2 separate regions of the Homo sapiens genome follow, and region 2 is linked to region 1. A link is an interaction called in ENCODE POLR2A ChIA-PET data of the cell type or tissue named here. Cell type or tissue: CD4-positive, alpha-beta T cell. All regions are shown on one strand. Each heading gives the region's core, and the rest is flanking DNA. Links, peaks and the distances in the headings are about the cores only.

Region 1 (4,395 bases), core at 215-4,214:
GCCTCTTATTGTTGCCCAAGCTGGTCTTGAACTCTGGTCTCAAGCAATCCTCCTGCCTCAGCATCCCAAAGTGTTGGGATTATGGGCTTTTTTGTTTTATTTTATTTTATTTTATTTTATTTTTTTGAGGTAGGGTCTCACTCTGTCACCCAGGCTAGAGTGCAGTGGCATGATCTTGGCTCATGCAACTTCTGCCTCCGGGGCTTAAGTGATTCTCCTACCTCAGCCTCCTGAGTAACTGGGACTACAGGTGTGCACCACCACACATGGTTTGTTTGTTTTTTGTTTTTTGTAGAGATAGCGTTTCACGATGTTGCTCAGGCTGGTCTGGAATTCCTGGACTCAAACAATCCACCTGCCTTAGCCTCCAAACCTGCTGAGATTACAAGTGTGAGCCACCACGCCCAGCCTGGAGTTTCTTTTATAAGGGCATTAATCTCATTCATAAGGGCTTCAGCCTCCTGACCTAATCACTTCACAAGAGACATATCTGAATACCATGACGTTGCAGGTTAGGTTTCAACATACAAAGTTGGGGGGACACAAACATTCAGACGATAGTTGGAGTGAAAGTCTGTCTCCCTCCCCCATCACTACACACACTCACTCCCTTAGTCTCATAGCCTGGGAAGAGATTTTATTTTTTTAGCGCCTTTGTTAGCGGCTAGTTGTGGGAAGACAACTCACTACATTTTAGGCTAAAAGTAGACATTTGTTTCATTCACCAGCAGCCTTTTCCATCTGTCACTGTGAGAAAACTTAGTAGGACTTGACAGTCACATGAGTTCCATGGATTTCACCATCCCCTTAGTAACTTTTTTCAGACTTAAACACTTTAAGCCACCATTTCTTTCTCCCCATCCCCCTACTTTTTCCGTCTCCTTTAATCTTGGATTAATATTATACATGAAGGAACCAAGCATTAATCTCTCTTTCACCATAGGTGGTGAGAACATAATTTCTTTTTATAAATTTTTCAAAGTGGAAGATAAGGAAAAACACTAACAGTATAATTAAAGATAAAATAGAAGAAGACTGAAATAAATTTGAATTCTTCGGAGATGGGGCACCTGTGAAGCTTTTCATTATGGTCTAATTTCTGACAGTCACAGATAAGGGAGGCCCACTCCTCTTTTCCATTTCTGGGATGTGACTTTAGAAAGAGCTGTAAGATATTTTTTTTTTTAATTGAGATTCAGGGGGTATATGTGCAGGTTTGTTACATAGATATATTGCGTAATGCTAGAGCTTGGGCTTCTATTGAACCCATCACCCAAGTACTCAACAGGTGGTTTTTCAACCCTTGCCCTCCTCCCAACCTCCTCCTTTTTGAAGTGCCCAGTGTCTGTTGTTTCCATCTGTAAAGGATATTTTTTCTTTTTCTGAGACAGAGTCTCACTCTGTTGCCCAGGCTGGAGTGCAGTGGCACAATCTCGGCTCACTGCAACCTCCATCTCCTGGGTTCAAGCAATTCTCGTGCCTCAGCCTCCCGAGTAGTTGAGATTACAGGTGTGCACCACCACCCCTGGCTAGTTTTTGTGTCTTTAGTAGAGACGGGGTTTCGCCTTATTGGCCAGGCTGGTCTTGGACTCCTGACCTCAGGGGATCCACCCACCTTGGTCACCATGCCTGGCCTCCATCTGTAAAGGATTTTTAAGAGTGGGAGTCTACTAATCTCAATAGGTATGAGCAGAACTTGCTGTCCTGGTTCTTTTCCCCTGAAAGAAAACTGTGGCTTGTTTTTCAATTTTTAAAAAAATAATAATGAGTCTGGTGTGTGAAGAAAGCCAATATGGGGCTGGGGTCTTCCCTGGATGACCCTTATAAGCCAAAGGTGGGATACAAGTGGAAGAGGAGACAGGGATCCTAGGGTTAGGAGGCTGCGGGGAACAGTGGTGAGAATGGCTAAAGAACAGAAAGCAAAACGAAAAATCAAATAGAAAAGGTTTCATAAGGGCCCAAAGACCTGGATGTTTACACTAATAAAATTAATTATGCCATTGTCCATGTCAGTTGTTTGAATATGGGGGCTGAGGGGACAGACACATTTTCTGTAAGATTATTCTAAGGGTAGCATGACCTGACCACATACAATCTATTGTCCAAACTGTTATTATTAATAATTATGCTTACACAACAGTCATAAACCAAGAATGTCCCAAGTAAACTAGAATGTAAAGTTTACTTTTACATTTAGAATTTACCTTTAGAATGGCTAGGAGTTACTTCAGCAGCCAATCCTTTTTTTCTTTATTTCTAAGACAGGATCTCGCTCTGTCACTCAGGCTGGAGTTTAGTGGTACAGTCTTGGCTCACTGAAACCTCTACCTTCCAAGCTGAAGCAATTCTACTGCCTCTGCCTCCAGAGTAGCTGGGGTTATAGGCATCCACCACCACGGCTGGCTAATTTTTGTATTTTTTGTGGAGACAGGATTTCGCCGTGTTGGCCAGGCTAGTCCGGAACTCCTGACTTCAAGTGATCCACCCGCCTCAGCCTCCCAAAGTGCTGATATTACAGGCATGAGCCACTGCATCCAGCCCCAATCCTTTCTTTATTCATGCAGTACCCACGGTAACCAAAATGATGAAAATCACAGTGAACATTCCTGCAAATGGGCAGGGCTTTGTGAGAACCATCTCACTAGTTAACTCCAGAGAGAGGCAGATGCAAACACAGAAAAATTATGACAATGTCTACCACATCATTCTCGGAGGAGAGAAGATAATAATATTTCCATAATTTGAAACTTAGAGATGTCCGAGAATGTACTCGAAGTTTTCACTCCAGAACACACATTATTGACCATTACTACACTATTGCCTCTTGGCAATACCTTCTCTCGTCTATTTATGTAAGTTCTATGCTCACACTGAGTGCTTTCTAGGGAGCTTTCCATGACTGCCCCACTTCATTTTTATTGCTCCAGACTTTGAAACCTTATTACACCTACAGTTAGCACCATGCGATTCACATGTAATAATCTCATCTCCCTGGAAGAAAAGGTAGGAGGTTTTATTTTGTGCCTAATGCCATTCTCCAAACACAAAGGTCTTTACAAATATCTGTATCTATAGATAGATGGATATAGATATAGCTATCACACACACACACAATAAAGCAGAACGGTTTCATATATTAAATCTTGGTGAACTAGGCTGAGTGTGGTGGCTCATGCCTGTAATCCCAGCTTTTTAGGAGGCCGAGGGAGGATCACTTGAGCACAAGAGTTCCAGACTAGGCTGGACAACACTTCCAGACCCCATCTCTACAAAAAATTAAAAAAATTAGCCAGGTGTGTGGCTAGTTTTGGGAAGACAACTCACATTTTAGGCTAAAGTTAGACATTCGTTTATTTGTTTTGAGTACTCCTAGCTACTGAGGAGGCTGAGGTGGGAGGATTGCCTGAGCCTAGGAGTTGTTGGCTGCAGTGAACTATGATTGAGTCACTTTACTCCAGCTTGAGTGACAAAGTGAGATCCTGTCTTAAATAAAAGAAAAACTTGGTGAACTTTTTCCATTTCTCTGCATCTTGCTAGCGGAAGATAAGCCCCTATATCTTGGCAACTTCCTATGCTTTAACTCCCAAAGTGGAATTTGTGTTACTCATATGCTATATGTACTAAAAAAAGTTTTTATTTTTTAATTTTAGGAAGTCTGTTTGTTATGATTAAAATCACAGACCTGAGCTCATTTTAGAGAGACCTATCTTCATTTTGGTACAAGTTATTTTATTCGACACCACCTATTTGTAAATGTTTTTAAGTAATAATAAAAAGAAGTGAGGTCTATCAAAAATGACAAAATTAAGAACTACATCTCAAGCATAAATAACCTGAATTTATCAACTTACATGATTGTAATGACAAATTAACTAATAGGACCAAGTAGAGAATTGTTTAGATATTATCCAATAAATAACACAACAAAAGAGTTTTTCCAAAGATTTATTGAAGCAGAACCAAGTTGGTTGGATACTTGCTGGAAAAAAAAAAGCAGTTTTAATGGTATTCAAAATACCTTTTAAAAAGTATTCTAGCACAAGATTTTTCTGTAAACTAGATTATGTTGTAAACTTTTTTCTAAATCTTGTAGGAGTGTCGGTTGTTAAGAACTAGAGCTTATTCCTATTCCAAATCTATCTTGCGCTCCTGAAAAACTGCAGAAAGGCACTTGAAAGCTGTTTCTTTAAGATATGGATTTCTTTTTTATTCTTGCTGGTAATATATTGCTGCACTGAGTGTGTGCAATTTTTATTCAAGGTCATCGTGATGCTGAGAAGTTTCGTTGATAACCTGTTTAAAAAAAAAAACCAAAATAAATATAATGCCACATGCCAAAGACTAAATTATCCTATATATCACGGCAAATAAAAATCCTGCTAAATATATGTAATT
Region 2 (4,395 bases), core at 80-4,079, 450 kb after region 1:
AAATGGAAAAGCCATTTACACCGTGCTGTATGTTAAGATCCAGTTAATTCTTTGTGGTCTAGAACTCTGGGATGATTTGCATTAACGTGGCTGTCTCTGTGCACAACTGCCGAGGGTTCTGTCTACAGTGCAACTTGTAGAATCTTGCAGAATTGGAATAGTGCAGCCTGCAGTGCTAAAACAAGGCAGACTCCTTTGAATATTCTAGAAGGTATGGTGGTTCTTCCAGCATGTTACATTTGAAACCACAAGAGGTGTGAAAAAGCCCTGGCCGGGCGCAGTGGCTCATACCTGTAATCCCAGCGCTTTGGGAGGCTGAGGCGGGTGGATCACGAGGTCGGGAGTTCGAGACCAGCTTGGCCGACGTAATGAAACCCCGTCTCTATTAAAAATACAAAAATTAGCCAGTTGTGGTGGTGCGTGCCTGTAGTCTCAGCTACTCGGGAGGCCGAGGCAGGAGAATCATTTGAACTCGGGAGGTGGAGGTTGTAGTGAGCCGAGACTGTGCCACTGCACTCCAGCCTGCGACAGTGAGACTCTGTTTCAAAACAAACAAAAAAGTGATGAATCCTTTGCAGATAGCAAAGGCCTTTTTAGTGGCTTTCATTCGGAATGCACAGTCTGTGAGCTGAACTGGTGATTGCAGTCTAGTTTTTATGACCAACGTTACAGAACCTTTCATTTAGAGTCCAAGATGGCCAATGCTCACCCATGAGAAGATCTTAGAAACTTCCAAGTTCCATATCATTTTGTGTGTTTTCAGGCCTCATTTCCCGTGTCTCATCCTGGCTTTGTTCGCCCTCATCTGTCTGGATGTAAGTGCCATTCTGTGACACTAGAACTTTTTCCCATCTCTGAAGTGCTACTAAAGGAATCATTTGCTTCCTAATTTGCCAGATTGAAAACTATGGAGACAAGTTCCAGAGTTCCACATCTTTGTGATAAGTTGGGCCACCTTGGGAACGAGTCTGTAATGTCATCTTACAGGGCTGTGGATTTTATCCTGCTTATTTTGCCTTCCTTATATTGTCTACTTTATCCTGAAGAAGAGGAAAAAGCGGGACCTATTTCAAATACTGATACCTGCTTCCATGAGTTATCTAGACATAATGATTCTTTCTCTAGGAGTTTTAGTTTTTCGATTTTTCTTTTTTTTTTTTTTTTGTTTTTTTGAGACGGAGTCTCGCTCTGTCGCCCAGGCTGGAGTGCAGTGGTGTGATGTCGGTCACTGCAACCTCCGCCTCCTGGTTTCAAGCAATTCTTCTGCCTCAGCCTCCCAAGTAGCTGGGACTACAGGTATGCACCACCATGCCCGACTAATTTTTTGTACTTCGGTAGAGATGGGATTTCACTATGTCCTGAAATCCTGAACTCCTGAGCTCAGGCAGTCTGCCCACCTCGGCCTCCGAAAGTGCTGGGATTACAGGCATGAGCCACCACACCTGCCCAGTTTTTTTATTTTTTATTTTTATTTTTTTTGACAGGTGGCTCACGCCTGTAATCACAGCACTTTGGGAGGCCAAGTCAGGTGAATCACCTGAGGTCAGGAGTTCGAGACCAGCCTGGCCAACATGGTGAAACCCTGTCTCTACTAAACATAGAAAAATTAGCTGGGTATGGTGGTGCATGCTTGTAACCCCAGCTACTCAGGAGGCTGTGGCACGAGAATTGCTTGAAACTGGGAGGTGGAGGTTACAGTGAGCCAAGATCATGCCACTGCACTCCAGCTAGTTCTTTGATTTTTCTGAATTTACTCCATTAAAATACTGACCACTCCTTCCATGTTATATCCTGTATTAGTATGTTCTCACACTGCTATAAAGAACTACTTGAGGCTGGGTAGTTTCTGAAGAAAAGAGGTTTAATTGGCTCACAGTTCCACAGGCTGTACCTGGAAGCATGGCTGGGAGGCTTCAGAAAACTTATAATCATGGTGGAAGGCGAAGGGGAAGAAATCACGTCTTCGTGATGGGAGCAGGAGAAAGAGAGAACAAATAGGGAGGTGCTAACACACTTTCAAACAACCAGATCTGGTGAGAACTCACTCACCATCATGAGAAAAGCAAGGGGGAATCCACCCCCATGATCCAGTCACTTCCCACCAGGTCCCTCCCTCAACACAAACGATTACAATTCAACATGAAATTTAGGAGGGGACACAGAGCCAGACCCTATCATATGCCTTCCCTGTTTTTCATCTCTGTGCTCAGATAAGCCTGGGATTGACTCCATCACCCGTGAGTTGTGTAGGTCCCCTGGGTGCATGGTGTACTCTCTACCCTAAAGCATTTCTCAGTTTGTCATCCTACGATAAGTAACATCTCTTTCTGAACTGCCATTGTCTTTCTAAATCCACCTCTCAGTGTCCATGATTCTTATACCTAGCGTGTTAGGTGGTTGGTCCATATTCTCTGTTCCGTAAGTTGTGTGGTCGTGTAGCTTATCCTCCAAACCAGGACATTTTTTAGAGGGACAGCTGGTATAATCCAAGACCATTCCAGGCTAATCAGGATGTGTGGTCGATGCTGCCTCTAAGAGAATCTCCAAGGTAGAGACGGCCGGCGCTCTGAGTGTGATCAGTAAATATCCAGTCAATAAGTGCCTGCGTGAGTCCTTGATTGTCTTTCTTTTGAAATTATTGAACCAACTAGTTCCTTTTGAGCATTTTCCTGCTGATTCCCTTCCTGGCTCAAGAATAAAAAAATCATAAATCACAGGGACAGTGCCAGCAACCTCACCCTGCCCCCACACCCCACAAATGCTTCCCTCCCATTGATTTTGCTTCCCTCTGTTCATTTTGGCCAGATCCAACGTTCACCTAAATAACATTCCTAAAGAGGCTAGAGTAGAATGATAACCAAGGCACTGTAGTATTTAACTGTGCACGTCAACACGTTTTCTTAGTTACTGAGTTGAATTTTGAAATGTATTCTACTCTGAAAATGCCCGGGCAAAGCATAGTTGAATATTGCTTTAGGAATTTTAATAACAGTTTGTTCTCACTGCTTTGGGGGAGCTCATTCTGAATGGTGTCTGGTTAGCAGGAGCATTAGAAGATGTTATCAACACAGCAGAAAATCTACCAGGTGTGATTACGGTCAGCAAGGCACCAGTAGCGGGTCAGTGGTACAGCCTGCTCCCATTTTCCCGACACGTTCAACGGGGGCAGCTTTTGTACTTTTAAATAACCCATTCTATTTCGGTAGACCTTTTCTCCCTTCTTTTCTAACAGCTCAGTTTCCATACAAGACTCACAGTGAACTCACCATTCCCGAGTGGAAAGGAGTGACTGGTTGTATAAATATGTCTGTCTCCACTTGGTCTTTGCCTGACCGGGCTTTGTGGGGGTCTGTTGATTCTTTCAGCTTCACTGCCTTCCCTGCAGACCCGACCTGGAGTCCTTTGTTGCCCTAAATATTTTTCTCAAAGATCTTTTATTAACTTTTTCTTTTCTGCTCTTGTTTTTCTTCCTCTTACCTACTTTACCATGTGGTCCTGTGGCAAGAGTGAGAAAGAAAAATACATTCTAGTGGTGTGATCGGCTGAAGCAACGACTGAATTTCTCTTCTCCATTAAAGAAAAAGAAAAGAAAACACAACTTTTAAACTTTTTTAGTTTCTCTCCTGCTAAGTGTTTGTTGAAAGGACACAATGAAATGACTGAAAAGAACCAGTTTTCCCTCATTAAATCTGTCCTCGTGAACCTGAGCTTGTGAACTTTGCACTTTTTTGAGAAGAGCAACATTTTTTTTTCCTTGCTAATTAGTTGCTTGTGCTATTTTCGGAGAAATTAAGGGAAGATGGGAGTACCTTCAGTTTTCTTTTGACTTCAGTGACTCTCAGATGGATGGTCTGCAGGTGTGAGACACTGCTAATTGTCTGCCAGTTGCAGCTCACCCATCTTTCTTGGTAATAAAACCCCTAATTTTTAGCTGGCACGTGGTCACCCAGAAGCCAGCCTTGTAGCTAGGCATCACTGTGTTACTGAATTTTGATTAATTGCTTGTAAGTGGAAATACCTTGTACAACTTCTTGGAAGTGTCCTGAAGGAGGAAGCCTTCTTTATCCTTTCCTTTTTCCTGAGAGGAATGTAGATGTGATGGCTGAGCTCAGGCTGTCGTCTTGGATCTTGAGGTGTGTTTTAGTCAGCTCTGGCCGTTATAACAAAAATACTATAGACTGGGTTACTTAAACAACAGAAGTTTTTTATTCGTGGTTTTGAAGCCTGGAAAATGCAAGATCAAGGTACTGACGGATGCATTGTGTCCGGTGAGGGCTGTCTTACTGATTTGTGGAAGGCCACCTTCTTGTATCCTCACCCAGTGGAGAAAGAGATCGTGTCTCACATGTCTCCTCTTATGAAGGCACTTAACCTCATTCATGAGGGCTCCACCCT

Evidence for each region. Peaks named below come from ENCODE experiments on the same cell type or tissue, not always from the same donor. Only the 100,000 strongest peaks of a DNase experiment are listed, where the experiment ranks them.
Region 2: POLR2A ChIA-PET joins it to region 1 with 6 read pairs; 1 of 35 experiments calls an interaction of 5 or more read pairs at or near these places.

Annotation. Positions count from the first base shown.
Region 1 is chr10:17,237,128-17,241,522 of GRCh38, reverse strand. It overlaps VIM (vimentin), which reads right to left. Exons shown (of 10, transcript NM_003380.5): 10 at 3,930-4,293. The coding sequence ends at 4,252. Among named protein-coding and RNA genes, the nearest start is that of VIM-AS1, 9.3 kb to the right of the region's middle. RefSeq lists a silencer at 2,459-2,753. In CD4-positive, alpha-beta T cell, for the core only: no CTCF peak of the experiment used is centred there; a DNase peak (open chromatin) is centred at 2,482.
Region 2 is chr10:16,788,405-16,792,799 of GRCh38, reverse strand. The region is part of intron 2 of RSU1 (Ras suppressor protein 1); the gene reads left to right. Among named protein-coding and RNA genes, the nearest start is that of RSU1, 27 kb to the left of the region's middle. In CD4-positive, alpha-beta T cell, for the core only: no CTCF peak of the experiment used is centred there; no DNase peak of the experiment used is centred there; H3K27ac peaks cover 841 bases.